2 separate regions of the Homo sapiens genome follow, and region 2 is linked to region 1. A link is a loop called in an ENCODE intact Hi-C map of the cell type or tissue named here. Cell type or tissue: PC-3. All regions are shown on one strand.

Evidence for each region. Hi-C counts contacts between places; a loop is a spot of excess contacts. Peaks named below come from ENCODE experiments on the same cell type or tissue, not always from the same donor. Only the 100,000 strongest peaks of a DNase experiment are listed, where the experiment ranks them.
Region 2: it touches region 1 in a loop (4-fold over the local background); 4 of 110 quality-filtered maps call a loop at or near these places.

What each region holds. Positions count from the first base shown.
Region 1 is chr3:191,234,924-191,242,923 of GRCh38, forward strand. The region is part of intron 3 of OSTN (osteocrin); the gene reads left to right. Among named protein-coding and RNA genes, the nearest start is that of OSTN-AS1, 4.3 kb to the left of the region's middle. In PC-3, no CTCF peak of the experiment used is centred here; DNase peaks (open chromatin) are centred at 898, 1,888, 2,388, 3,658 and 1 weaker place; H3K27ac peaks cover 5,475 bases.
Region 2 is chr3:191,061,339-191,069,338 of GRCh38, forward strand. No RefSeq gene overlaps it. Among named protein-coding and RNA genes, the nearest start is that of OSTN, 130 kb to the right of the region's middle. In PC-3, a CTCF peak has its summit at 3,976; DNase peaks (open chromatin) are centred at 4,003 and 5,523; H3K4me3 peaks cover 394 bases; H3K27ac peaks cover 4,164 bases.

The DNA.
Region 1 (8,000 bases):
TAGGACTGAAAGTAGGGTGAGAAAAGGCAGCATACATCTGAGAGCAGAGGGAAGATAGCCAGCAAAATTATACACATTCTGTAGATTTAGGTCAAGAAACACTTTGCTCCAGAATATTGTTATTATACCACCTAATTGAAAGAGAAAAACTCCATAAGTCATAATCAGAAAAAACAGCTTTTCCTCCCATCCCCATGCATTCCAACCCACTCAGTGGTAGTTGTTGTTCCCTACCCCTTGAGTAAACCCAAAGGCAGGTATTAATGGCTCTACTGGCCACATCAAAATAATAAGAATCCCTATGGTTACTTGTACTAGAAAAATAACCATATAACAGTAATTCAAATAACCATTCTTATATGTGACCCCAAACCATGAATACTAATAAAGCTTCTCTTTTCCCTAGCTTGGACCCCATTCATCCTGGAAGGCTTCAGTGGGAAGGAGCTTGTGGCCAGTTTATATTCACAATCTCCCCTATCACAGTAGGCTGCCTTTTGTCTCCTCCAGAACTGGGGATGGAGATGCATGCAGAGAAGTAAAACAAAGTCTTACTTGACATAATATCATGACCTGTCTTTGTGCCCTCATGGCTTTGGTGAATGCTCAAAGCTGACTCATCTTGGAATGTTTCTGGGGGTCACATAACCCCCAGTGCGAATAGTAACATAGGCGTCCTTACCTCCAATAATACTCCTCTTCTGGCAGATCTGCTATGCCCCTCATCCTCACCCTACTCTCTCATCTTCTGCATTTGACACCACCATCAGCATCCTGATGAGTTTGCTTCCCCCATCAGCCCTGACAGAAAGCCCTTGGGGCAAGGTCCCTTTTATAATTGACCCAGGCTGACTCTCTCCACATGCTCTACATCTGCCCACAGAAAACCCACATCCTTGACTCTCATTACTGAAAGTGAAGCAGTTCTTGGTGCAGTCATCTCTTCAGTCTGGTATCAAGCCAATTCTCACAGCTTCTTGCCCTTTAGATTTCATAGACACTATTTTATTAGGTTCACCATGCTTCAATGGACATATTTTAAACTCGAAGTGTTTTTCTCAAAGCCCTTTCCCCATATGAAGGAGGAAGGAAAATGCCATTGTTTTTCAATAACTTGCTCCCAAGAAATTCTCCCTTCCTGAGCTATTCAATATGAATCCTTTTATTGGATTGAAGTTGGAAAAAACTAAGTTTGTAGCAACCTCCTTTGGAAGTACTACATAAGTCTAGCACCTCACTTTGGAATGCAAAACGAAATACTTCCCACATACTTTCTCTCTTTCTGTCTCTTTTTTACTCAGCCTTTTAAAGCCACAGCCAAAAACTGAGATAGAAAGCATCCCATTTTAATATTCTGGTACATTCTTTTTTAAAAATCTCTATCACACACTAAGAAGGAGGTATTGTTACCAGAAAGGGGTCCCGAACCAGACCCCAAGAGAGGGTTCTTGGATGTCACACAAGAAAGAATTTAAGGCAAGTCCACAGAGTAAAGTGAAAGCAATTTTATTACAGAAATGAAGAAACAAAAAAATGCCTACTCCATAGAGAGTAGGGCCCAAAAGCAAGAGGAGGAATGCGTCCATTTTAGGTATAATGCTTGTTTATATATAAGATAATAACGCAAAAAAAAAAACAATCCTTGGGGAGATGTGCGCTACTACAAGGGCTTGGGACAAAGGATTGTTAATCTTTGTATAACTACTGTCTTCCACAATAATTTATATTATTATCTTTAAAGTGAAACTTACTCTTAAACTAAGAATACTTTTGTTCTTAAGATATCGTGACATCAGGATATTTTCTGGACCTGCTAAGTCCTGGATCTCTTCCATAAACATTATTAACTTGTTTTCTTAACTGTAAACATCCTCTGACTAAAATGCCTGACCTTCTGGGAATGCAGTCCAGCAAGTCTTAGCCTCTTTTTACCCAGCCCCTATTCAAGATGGAGTCACTCTGGTTCAAATGCCTCTGACATTAGGATCCACATTTTATTATGTTTTCGGAGAGATAAAATGATTTCCCTGAGATTATGTTGATATAAATTACATGCCAGATTGTTTAACTCCAAGGCCGTGACTTTCCACTTAATTTCTTTGCAGAAAGTAGCTTTCTACAAAGCTGCTAGAGCAAGCAGGAGGGGAAAAATGGCAGGGAGGGCAGGCAGTGAGGCAGATGCTGACATTCTTGTGAGGCTCTGATTAGCCTAAGTAAATCTAGGTTTTACATGTGAAATGAGGATGTAGAGGCAAAAGTCAATTATGCGTTGCCTCAAGCGACTTTCTACAAAGAAATTAAAGTTCTGTGTGAATAAGATATTTGTCAAAGGCCAGGAACAGTGAGATTCACTTAGAATATATGCATTAAATGAATAGTTTTAGAATTACTGTATCCATGATATATGGATTTCTATCCTAACGGGACTGCAGCTATCTCAATTCTTGCCTCCTTAGAAGAAAGACTTTGACTGAGGGGCATAAAGCAGAAGAAGAAAGCTAGGCAAGTTTTAGAGTGGGGTGGAAGTTTATTAAAAAGCTTTAGAGCAGGAATGAAAAGTGAAGTACACTTGGAAGAAGGCCAAGCAGGCATCTTGGAGGTCAAGTGCCCCATTTGACCTTGGCCTTAGGGTATTATATGCTGGCCTGCTTCCAGCACCTGGCATCCTTCTTTCAGTGGAATGCCCCTAGAAGGTCATGTACCAGTTAAATGCCACCTTTTGACCTCTTAAAGCGCATGCTTGAGCAAACTCACCCAACACCTGAGATCTTATCAGGAAGATGCCAATCACCAGTTTCAGATATTTCTGATCTATAGAGAAACTGCCTTTCCCTGGTGCTGGCTGTGACCAATTATTATTTTAGAGAGGCAGTGTGACAAATGCCTGACCATCACCTATGGTCACCTGACTTTCCTGGTGGGATGTGGGGGCCCTCTTCTGCCCCGTTCCTGTTCATGCCCCAGTACAGCTCTATGCACTGTAACAACAGGTTCAGGCTAAAGTTGAGAATAGCAATGCCAGATTCAATTTGTCAGATATGATTGCCCTTCTTGACAAAAATCCCAAAGATTAAGGTAAAAAGTCTAACATTTTATTTTCTTTCTAATTTGTTGTGAAGAAATGCCACAGAACTGAGCCAATCGCGGCATCTCAAGGTTTATGCTTTTCTTTTTTAGCTCTTATTTGGTCATCTCCAGAGGACATAGTTGAAAATGAGCTCCATTTCAGGTGTGGGAAACACAAAAAAGGGATACAGTGTTAATCAAAATGTGACTGAGGCATTTCTCAATCAACAGAGGTATATTTGGCCAAAGTTGAAGATACTTGCGGGGAAAAAAATCCAAGTCACAGGAGCACCTGTGACCTGTGCTTTTTCCAAAGGGTGTTTTCAAGGGGAAAGAGCATGCAGGAGGGGGAAAAATGCAGAAAGGGCAGGCAGTGAGGCAGATGCTTCCATTCTTGTGAGGCTCTGATTAGCCTCAGTAAATCTACATTTTACATATGACAAGAGGAAGTAGAGGGAAAAGTCAATTATGCATTCTCTCATGCTCAGTAAATCTACAGTTTACATAAGATAAAGTAAACATGTGAAAAGAGGGAGTAGAGGAAACGAGGCTGTGATACAGCGTTGTGGAATTACAGCTATCAGTTTAGAAACAAAAGGAAGGCAGTAGTATTGACTCAGTTCCCGAACTTAACTTTCCCTTTGGGGTAGTGATTTGAGGAGATTCCATGTTCTTTCACAAGAGTGTGCCGCCCTTTTAAATGCTGCCTTCTTACACAGTGGGAAATGCCTTTGAGCATAATGATCTTGGGCCATTGTTGCCAGTGACTGTTCTTTACTGCAGTCCTCTTCTCAGCTCAGCTCAAGACCATAGGATGGGACAGTCCTTTTACCTTTTCTCCCAACCCAATTTATGTATGAAGCTTTAAAACTTTCTCCCAAAAGGGATAATACCTGATTCCATATATAGGCTTTGCAAAGTATATTACAGACCCTAACCCTCAAAAGAACATTCTACAGGATATTTTTGTATGAATACATTTGCTGAACAGAAGTTTTAAAAGTTTCATTCGCTTCTCAAGGTTCATGAGCCAAGTAAATGGAGATCCTCTCTGCCTTATACGATAAACTCTATATTACTGGTGAGGGTGTCCAGGTTCTCGGCGTCTTGAACAAAGAATTAAACAAAACGCACAAACAAAGCAAGGAAAGGATGAAACAAGGAAAGAATGAAGTGACAAATGCAGAAATTTATTGCAAATGAAAGTACACTCCATAGTGTGGGAGCGGGCCTGAGCAAAGGGGCCCAAGGGCCCTGTTATGGAATTTTGAGGGGTTTTAAATACCCTCTAGAGGATTCCATTGGTTACTTGGTGTATGCCCTGTGAAGGGATGAAATAAAGTTACAAAGTCACATACTGGGCATGCGCTATGGAGAGGATATTTTCTGTCATAGCTGAAATGTGAATCTGACTTATGTTCCCTGCCTCTAGACCCTATTTTCCTGCCTCATCTACAGCCATTTTCAAATTAAACATGCCAGTACAGTCACTTAAATCTCATTATGTGATTCCAGTACTCATGGTTTCTTTCTGAATGCCTGTCCATGTGGCTAATTCCTTGAGATAATACATCAGAAGCTGACATTATGCCTAATCAGCACCTTCATCATAAATTGAGCAGAATCTGTTGAAAAGTGAATTATCACTTTTGAGACAGAATCCTAGAAGTCAAAAGTAAACTTTCTGCTAAGTGAATTAGCACTTTCTTTTGTTATTCAAAACTACCCCATTTATTAAGTGGTAACCAATTGTTTCTGTCCTCTATGTGAAGGAACTCCTGTTAGGAAAAAAATTGGCTTTTGCCCAGCCTTTTATTCACTCCTTCCCAGGGAAGGAATGGCCACTTCTCTGATTGGTCAGTTTGGGAGGAGTAGTTGAGCCTGTTCAGGTTATCGGCTTGCTTCCTCTTTTTATTGGAAAACAATGACTAGTTATAAAAGTCTGTCTAATACAGGGAGAAAACAACAGGAAGCCCTGTGAAATTCAGATGTAAAGACACACTTTATGTTCAGCTTGATCAGCAATAAAAATGACATTTTGTTTACTATACATTGATCACTCATATTTTATTTCTCTACTGTTTCTGAATGTAGAATTGAGAAAAAAAGCCATTATGTTTTGGTTCCTTAAAACCATATCACCATTCAGATTTAATGTGCTCCTTCATCCTATCATTCTGGAATTTGAATTTAAATTTTAACATGGTTTTGTACACTTTGATTATTTTCCTTCTCATCCTTCACAGGTTCTTGCCAAGTCCTTCAGCTTGGTCTGTTCTCACATGTCAGTCCTTCCAAGGTTGTATATAGTGATATCTATCCTAATGTAAACATTTTAGTTTTGCATTTTAATTTTAAATTGCAGTAACCAAGATTGCAGGATTCATGGATGATCATTTATTTTTTCTACATGCTCCTTAAGTTTTTCCTAAGTTTTCTAAGTTTTTTCTAGAACCCCCAAATTGGGTGTGGTCTCTTCTCTCACGGAATCTCAGAGCACTGTGAATCTCATGGTATTAGATATCTATTGCTATGCAACAATTACCTAAAATTGACGACAATAAACATTTTTGTTCTCACACACTTTTTGTGCATCGGAAATCCAGGAAAAGCTTGACTCATTTTTTTCCAGCTCAGGGTCTCTCTCAAGGTTACAGTGAAAATGTTGGCCAGGGCTTCAGTTATCTGAAAGTTATACTGAGGCTGGAGTATTCACTTCCAAAATGGCCCACTCACTTGGCTGAAGGCAGGAAGTCTCTGTTCCTCACTGGCTGTTGGCGAGAGGCCTTAGCTCTTTGCCATGTAAACCTCTCTAAAGGGTTGTTAGCATGCACTTAGGAAATGGCAGCCAGCTGCCGCCGGAATAAGTGATCCAACAAAGTGAGGCAGAAGCTGCAATAGCTTTCATTACTTCCAACAGTGTCATTTCCACAATAGTCTATTGATTAGAGAAGTCAGCCCTATTCAATGTGGAAGGAGACTACATAATGGTAGAATTATTGGGTTCCACCTTGGAGCCTGGCTAGTACACTCATGTAAGGTTTATACTATAATAATTAACTTCCCTGTTTTACTAATCTAAATTACTGAACTATTTGAAAGAACATTCTTTTTTAGCTATTTCTGTTTTCTCTCATTTTGGATAGAACTCAAAGTTGGTGGAGCTCTGTGCCTTGACTTTTTTTTTTTTTTTTTTTTTTTTTTTTTGAGACGGAGCCTTGCTCTGTCGCCCAGGCTGGAGTGCAGTGGCGCGATCTCGGCTTACTGCAAGTTCCGCCTCCCGGGTTCACGCCATTCTCCTGGCTCAGCCTACCTACCGAGTAGATGGGAATACAGGCGCTCGCCAGCACGCCCGGCTAATTTTTTTTGTATTTTTAGTAGAGACGGGGTTTCACTATGTTAGCCAGGATGGTCTCGATCTCCTGACCTCGTGATCCACCCGCCTCGGCCTCCCAAAGCGCTGGGATTACAGGCGTGAGCCAACGCGCCTGGCCAGCTCTGTGCCTTTCTTAAAGGAGGACTAGCATTTTAGTGCCCCTTTAAGTTGTAGTAGTGAAATCAGACTATTGATTTTAAGGAACATTTTCCACACTCTGATTCCAAGTTTCTTTTCTTGGAACTCGAAACTATAAACAGGATCATTAAAAGTTATTGTATCCAACAAATGGAAGGAAAAAAAGTTTTAATGACACCCGAAACACCTATTAAGAACAATCAAACAACATCTAGACATGGAAATTTTCAACGAAGTGCTATTCTGTAACATAAGCCTTACAAGTTTTAAAGGCATGGTTATCATACAAAACATGTTCTCAAACTACAATGTGATTAAATAAATAACAGAAGGATAACCAAAAAGAAGGTGCAATTCTCAACTCATTTAATGAGAATAACATTATCTAAACACCAAAACCACATATGGAGAGAACAAGAAAAGAAAATTGTAGGACAGCCTCATTAATGACTACAGATAGAAAATTCCTACCAAAAAAAATAGCAAAACAAATAGCAATGTATTTAAAAAAAAATACCATTATCATGTTGTTTATCACAAAAATACAATATAAGCTTAATTTACTTTGAAAATCAATTAATGGAGTTAACAAATTGAAGATATAAATCACATCATCTCTATAGATTCAGAAAAAGCATTCAATAAAGCTAAACCCCCACCTATGATTGAAATCACTAGTAAATTAATAATAGAAGGAAACTTTTTTTAACCAAGTAAGGGACACCATTAAAAAATGCCTACAACATATATTCTTAAATGATGCCACTTACAACCACAAAAAGGTCTTTTGGAGAACATTTTAACAATTTATTTGAAGACATTAAAAACACTCTAAATAAATGATCTTGGATAGTAAGACTCAATATCATAAAGATTTCAATTCTTCCCTAAATGAATTATACCTGGATTCAATACAATTCTAGTCAAAGCAGCAATAGGATTTCTATAGAACTTGACGAGCTGAATCTAAAATTTCTGAATCATTAGGCATGAATATAGATTTTTTTAAAAAGAAACATGATTTTTTACTCACCCCATAAATACAAATTAAATTTTTTCTTGTTTATTTTGTTTTGTGACGGGGTCTCTTTATATTGCTCAATCTGATCGGAACTCCTGGACTCAAGGGATACTCCCTCCTCAATCTTCCAAGTAGCTGGTCGTACAGATATGAGCCACTGTGCCTTGCAAAAATTAATTTCAACGTATTAAAAACTGAAATGTAAAAGGCAAAACTACAAAAATATTTTATGACATAGGAGAATATCTTCATAATATTAGGGTAGAGGTGATTTATTACATGAGATGCAAAAATATTGATGTTTTAAAACCACATCAAAGATTTTTTAAAAAATCACAATAAAGAAGATGAATCACAGATGGGAGTAGATATTTGAAATTTATAACTCTCAAAGTCTAA
Region 2 (8,000 bases), 170 kb before region 1:
AAAGCAATCTACAGATTCAATGCAATCCCTATCAAAATACCCATGACATTCTTCACAGAAATAGAAAAAAAAATCCTAAAAATTATATGAAAGCTCAAAAGACCCAAAATAGCCAAAGCTATTCTTAGCAGAAAGAACAAAATTGGAAGAATCACATTACCTGACTTCAGATTACACCACAAAGCTATAGTAACCAAAACGATGTTGTAGTGGCATAAAAACAGACAGAAATATGGAACAGAATAGAGAACACAGAAATAAATTTATACATCCACAGTTAACTCTTTTTCAACAAAGTTACCAAGAATAAACACTGGAGAAACAACAGTCTCTTCAATAAATGGTGTCAGGAAAATTGGATGTCCATACACAGAAGAATGAAAGTAGACTTCTATCTCATGTCATATAAAAAATAAAATTAAAATAGATTAAAGACTTAAAAGTAAGACCTCATACTACGAAACTACTAAAAGGAAACATTGGAGAAACTCTGCAGGACATGGAATGGGGCAAAGATTTCTTGAGTAATATCCTATAAACATAGGCAACCAAAGCAAAAATGCACAAATAGGATTACATCAAGTTAAGAAGCTTCTGCACAGTGAATGAAAAAATCAACAAAGTAAAGATAACCCACAGAGTGGGAGAAAATATTTGCAAACTACCTGTCAAGGGATTAATAACCATAATATATAAGGAGCTCAAACAACTCTATAGGAAAAAGTCTAATAATTTAACTTAAAAATGTGTAAAATATATGAATAGATATTTCTCAAAAGAAGACATACAAATGGCAAACAGGCATACGAAGAGGTGCTCAACATAATTGATTATCAGAGGAAGGCAAATGAAAACTAGAATGAGACAGCATCTCACCCCAGTTAAAATGGCTTATATCCCAAAGACAGGCAATCACAAATGGTGGTAAGGATGTGAAGGAAAGGGAAACATCGTACACTGTTGGTGGTGACGTAACTTATTATAGCCACTATGAAGGACATTTTGGAAGTTCCTCAAAAAACTAAAAATAGAGCTACCATGTGATCTGGCAATCCCACTGCTGGGTATATACCCAAAAAGAATGGAAATCAGTATATCAAAGAGATATCTGGATTCCCATGTTTATGACAGCAGTGTCTACAATAGCCAATATTTGGAAGCAACGTAAGTGTCCATTAGCAGAGGAGTGCACAGAAAAAATGTAGTATACAAAATAATGAGATCCTGTCATTTGTAATAACATGGTTGGAGCTGGAGGTCACTATGTTAAGCGAAATAAGCCAGGCACAGAAAGTCATATTTCATATGTTCTCATTTATTTGTGAGAGCTGTTTTTTTTTTAATGGAACTCCTGGAGATAGAGAGTAGAACAATATTTACCAGAAGCTGGGAAGGGTTGTTGGGGGAAGGAGGAGAGTTAATGGGCACAAAAATGTAGTTAGAATAAATATGATCTAGTATTTGATAGCACAACAGGGTGACTATGGTCAACAATAATTTATTGAACATTTCAAAATAACAAAAAAGAGTACAGGGGCTTGTTTGTAACACAAAGAAAGGATAAATGCATGAATTGATGGATACCCCATTTATCCTGATGTGATTATTATGCATTGTATGCCTGTATCAAAATATCTCATATACCCGATAAATATATATATACCTACTATGTACCCACAAAAATTAAATACTAAAAAAAATTATATGTATATTCTGATTGATAAAGCTTGCTAAGATTTTCCAGGGTGAGAGATTTTGCTTTTACTTTTAAAAAAATTTTGACCAGATATTTTCTTTGTAAGAAAACTATTACTTAAATATCACACATATATTATTTTATTGTATATAATAAACTTTTTATTTTCTGCAATTACCTTAAAATAAAAAGTATGCCTTTTATTGCAAATAAGAGAGAATACAATGAAAATAAGTTTCATGGCAAATCGGTGAGATTTTCCCTACTTGATCTCTGCTTTCATGCTTTATAATTTGCACAGAATCCTAAGAACAATGATAGCTAAATGCTTATTCTTGTTCCATTTTTCTTCTTTATTCCTCTACTTGGAACTTTTAAATATACAGAATGACTTTTATAATCCTGTAGAGAAGATGGTTCACTATTTATAGCAATCTCAGTTATCACAAGGAAAGTACTATATGCTTTGCCCTGCAAATGTGCATAACAAATTTCCTATAATGTTAATATCATGGTCTTTGAGTGAAAAATTCATTCTTGCTTAGGGTTTATATTTTTCCACATAAGGAGGCACTCTTTCCTCTGCCAAGACAAAATGTGGCATGGAACGAATTCAAAGAAAATAACCTTTCCTAACACATTAATATTTTTGAATAAAAGGGATGAATAAAATGTAAAAATAGATATGGATCAAAAATAAGAATATGAAAAATAGTCATTTATTTCTATTCTCCAATTTGACTTTTCAAGCACTAGAGTTACCCTTTTTAAAGTTTTACTAACACTTTCAACCATGAATTCAACAATTTATTTACTTAAGATGAGGAATCATAAATATAGAAATCAAAATTTTGATCATAAACATTTAAATGTATATATTATCATCTCTTCCATTTATTCACTTGTTAATTTTTTATTTTATGTTTACTATCTGCAGGCATATGCTAGGTGTTTGCAACACATTGTTGAACAAAAGCCATGTGGTACCTGCCTGCTTTGAACTTCTATTTGCTCATAGGTTTTAAATCTTCATGAGGTCACAGATCTTTGGCCTACGCATTTTAGTTCCCCTCATGTCCAGCACAGGACTCTCAATTTATCTTATCTATTTCTTTCTTCACTCTTTTTTCAAAGAAATTTTCTTCTTTTTTTGAGGAGATCATTATCTACCTTGATGACGGAAACTTGTGTGTTTTGTGTGCCTCTGCAAAGTCAGTATTAGAATAATGTCAAGGACAATCAATCCAGGCATATACTGGGCACTCAATAAATGCTTATTAAATAAATAGATGGATAAATGTAGTTCTTATTTTAAAAATATTATTGCTCACCCCTGTAATCCCAGCACTTTGGGAGGCCAAGGCGGGTGGATCATGAGGTCAAGAGTTTAAGACCATCCAGGTCAACATGGTGAAACCTTGTCTCTATTAAAAATACAAAAATTAGCTGTGCATGGTGGCACGCGTCTGTTGTCCCAGCTACTCAAGAGGCTGAGGCAGGAGAATCGCTTGAACCCGGGAGGCGGAGTTTGTAGTGAGCTGAGATAGCACCACTGTACTCCAGCCTGTGACACAGCAAGAACAGTCAAAAAAATAAATTAATTAATTAAAAAAAAAAACACCTCAGAAGTATTTGGTATCAAAATGCAAAATATGATACCCCCATTCAAAATAAAAATAATTGTAAATAATCTGCAACACGGGTTAGATTGTTTTGAGTATGTATTAGTGGAAATTCTAAGAAAAAGACTCGTAGCAAAAATAAACCCAAAAAATCTTTTTGCCATCAGTTATTTTATAAATTTTAAAATGAAAGGAATAGGAACATTCTTTCAATCTAATCAGAGTCAGTGATTTTTAAAGTCCTGTATGATCTTCATACCATATCCTTAATGTTATGAAACTTTTTACTTTTGATTCATATTTATTAAGCACTTATGGTATACAGGCAATTATATATTCCATCATTAATATAATAATCCCATTATAACCTGTATCTCTATAAAGTCTATACCTCACTCTGCTTTGAATTGGAATCATGTGTCTATATCCCTCATTAGATTTTAATGACTTTTAAAGATTGCACCCATGTATTTTTCTTAAATGAGCCTACTTAAATATTTAAGAAATTTTAGAGAAAATTTTGGTCACTCTCTTTCTTTTGTATATCCAGAAAACTGAAAAAAAATGTAGCATCAAAAGTGGCAGACACTGCCTACAAAGATACCGTTTTACATTTCAGAACTCTGACTACCCCCGCCCTACTTATTGAACAACAATATGCTCAGGAATGATGAGTCCTCTACTGCCTCAAGAGGGTGATTTAAGTCTAAACCAATCAGTGTAACTCCATGTCTTTTGCTGGTGATTCATTTAGGCATATGCAAAAGTCATAGTCCTGGACAAATATATGAAACTGTTCTTTCTCAGATATGAAACCATTCTTTCTCTCTCTCCTTCCCTCTCTTGCTATCCCTCTCCTGCTCTCTGGCCTCACTGAGCTACTAAATTAACAAACAGCTTTATCTCTATGTGTGTTGTTACGTAAGAATATAAATTCATTTGTCTCATGCCAATGGAGTTGAGTTCTTTGTCATTCACAGACAAAAGCGTCCTGACTGAAATAGAATTTAGCTGATAGAGCAGAAGTGTATCGTTTGTTGCATAAGATATAGCTGCCTTATGATAGCTAGGGAAATAATTTTACTGTTTCCGAAGGTTATATGTTGAATTTGAACAATAAAGAAGATGTCTAGAGTAGACTATTTTCTACCCAAAATCACATCTTCTTTTCTATATCTAGGGAATCTTTCCCCTTATAAAGGGAAGCAAAAAGAAAAAATCCAAATACTGATTTCCTTGTCCTCCTTTCTTAAACGGATGAAAGTATAGGCACATAAACTTGTATATTGTTTCAAGTGTGGATTCAGGAACTAGCTATGTAGAAGAGAGAAGAAAATCATGCTGGCAAGGGAGGCTTTCAGGTAACAGTAAACCCAGTGTCCAGTATGGATGGCATTAATGGTACAATCCTAGTATTATCATGAGAATCATTCTGTGATATGGTTTCAGGCTTGTTTTGGCTTCATAGGCTCTAACATTAGATCTTGTGTCTTCTTGGAGATATAGAATATCCTTGTTTTCATATCCTTTCTCAGATTAAATTAGTCATATATAATTTTGTTGCTTGCAAAGAAAAGCTTTGACTAAAGTATTAATTTCTGAGAGCCTCATAGGAAATTATTCACAGAACTCAGATGCTCAGATGAGAACCTGGTTTCTGGTTTAATTTAATTGAATGTAGAGATCAAACAAAAAACAAAAAAGGAACAATGCAAGCATTTAAAAAACTGACTCTGTAAAAGAAAGACAAATCATGCACACTAGCACCCTACCAAAGCAATGCAATATTGTAAGTGTGTCAGAGGAGGAGTATGGGCAGTGGTAGGCCAAGGTTCTGAGTAGAAATCACATCTCTGAGACTATTTGAGATGGTTTTCAGACTGAATTGAAATGTTTCTTGGAACACGTTTTAAGATGTCTGATTTCACAGGTTTTAGTATGGTTAAGATAACCATTATGAAGTAATCAATTAAATCCAAGCAAAGGTAGATTTATAGTGGCTAGACTGAGAGATCAGAGTACTTTATAACCCCAAATTGTGAAAATTATAATTTTGCCTTTCTTTTTAGGTTATCCCATCTCCAACTCATACCTACAACTCCTGGAATACCAGGAGTTTAAACCTTGGAATTATTCACTAGAATGAATCATTATAGTGTTTACAAGGCACAGTGACTAATAAACTCAGCACAGTTTTCCTGTTAGTCATTTTAAAACTTTCTTAACAAGATGTTCTTTGAGGTACCTGTGTTAAAACATTGTAACGCCTGGGAAACCATGCACTCTCCCATGAAAGGGAACTCAAAACCAGAACATCACAGTAAAATTTGACATCTTAAAATGAACCCTGCCATAGGCTGATAGTTTAGAATCATACAATTTCAGAATTGGAAAGTAACTTGATCTTCTGGTCTGTTGGTTCTAATGACTTGCTATATATCTAAATCACTTTTGCAGCTTGAAAAATTCTAGACCTCAACTCAGTTAATGTCACCAGATTTAGGAAGCACTAACCCACCTAGATAGCTCCAACTACACAGCCTTCAGAATTACCAAGACACATTGTGGATAAAAAACCGATTTATTGATTATCTTAAAATATATGGGGGAATCATTTTTAATAATTACCTCTTCCCTATTTTGATGAGTTTATAAGAAATGACCCAAACAAAAGGAGGGCAAACAGCTGTAAAGTTGGAAAAACATAGAACATCCAAACGTTCTTTTGTTTTCAACGAAATAATAAGAACAGCCAACTCTAGCATTTAAATCTTTCTCATATGCAAAATACATTTACGATCCTGAGAAAACAAACTGTGAAAATTGAGAATAAGACATCTAAGCTACCTTCTGCTGTTCTGGAAAAAATAATGTCACATTACTGTATTGGGCAGAATTTGTTGTGAAAAACAACATAAGACTCCATGTGAATTACAAAATTTTTCTCAGCAAAAGAAAAATTAATCAAGATAGAAGGGAAAGAATATGGTAAAAATGCCAGTCACACCCTTGCTGTCTATATGAAGAGCCTTCTCTCTGTTATTATTAATTTAATTTGCTGTTTCATTTGTTAAATTGTATTCAGGCATTTTATATGGCACTGATTTCCAAGGCTTCATGTTAGATACCTGTCCAACTACTAGGGTAGAGCAGCACCTGATATACTCCTTAAATTTCAATGCATTTCTTTTCAGAAGGGAATTAGTGGCCAAATCCTAACCTGGTTTTTGCCCTACATATTCATTATTCAGGTTGAATTTCCCAAATATAAAATTTGGAGTAGGATGGTAAAAGATAAAATTGTCCAAAGACTCCCTAAAGTTTTTAAGTCCATTTACTATTCTAAATTCATTAATGTGAATGGATAGAAAAAATGATTCCTTTTGAACATACGTATACAATAGCTACTGAGTCTTCTGAGTGGACAGAACTAAGATGCCTTTACAAGACAGAGGCTTTTCCTAAAGACACAGAAAACATTATCAAGCAGTGTCCTCAGAAATTGTCTTTGCTGTCTGACCAACTCTGCTGCATCAATTCCAGTTCAGAAGAATGAGTTTTATCAGTTTTAAATGGAATTGAAAAGCATAGATGACATACAAATAGAATGGAACAACTATTCGTTGAGTCCTGCAATTTACCCAGAATACCCAGAGGCTCCTAGGAATTAGCTGGTAGGATACAGGCCAACATTTTTAACATGGCCTATGTAATCAGTCCCTGCCTGCCTGTCCTTTAGACATTATCTTGGATCCTACCCCCTTGCTCTCTCAACTTGGGCAACAGTGGCATGTTTATCCTTTCTCAGAGTCCTCTCAGCATAAACCTCTGCACATTATTATCTGTGTAGTATGGTCTTCTCCACTACTTCATGTCACCAGTTAATTTTTAATTTTCCATAAGATATCATCAGCTCAGGTTTTTTTCTTTTTATAACCAGGTTGGATTTATCTATTAGATGCTTTAATCATGCTTTAGCCTTTGCTTCACTTACCACGGTTGTAATTTTGCACGTGCTTTTGGCAGTTATTTCAGTAATATTTGTCTCCTTCATTAGATTTTAATCTTTGTGAGGGCAAGTCCATGTCTGCTTTGCTCTCCATTTTATCTCAAATATTGGGCACAGAATCTTACATAAGGTGACATGAGTTAAATATTTGTTAATGCCTGGATTAACCACATTAATAACTCGCCATATAATAATATTCCTTCAAATAGATTAAGAAACCAACAATTAGAGAAAACTAGTATTTTGCCAGAATGATCACAGCTATAAAAACTAAACAAACGATGTCCAGCCAAATTATCAGAATCTAATTTCAGTGGCTTTTCTCTCCTGCAAAAGTCCAGTCCTTTTAAGGGATCATATCAGTTAAGCTTTCAGCATCAGTGAGTGTAAGCAAACTGTCTATTGTCAATGTTTTCAGCCAGAAAAACACCAGAAGCATATCTATATTGAACAAACTAGTTTTATTACTCATTGCAATGGGAAATCATGACGTGTCTCATGGGGAATCATGGTGTGTCTCCATGAGACGGTGGTAGAAAGAACTTAATATAGGGTTTAGACTTTGTTTTGAAAGAGAGTTTAGGAGAAGGTGAAAGGAAGTGGGAATTTCAGAAAGCAGGGTAATTCTGTGATTGCGCATCTTAACAAATCTGATATATGTATAGAGAGAGAG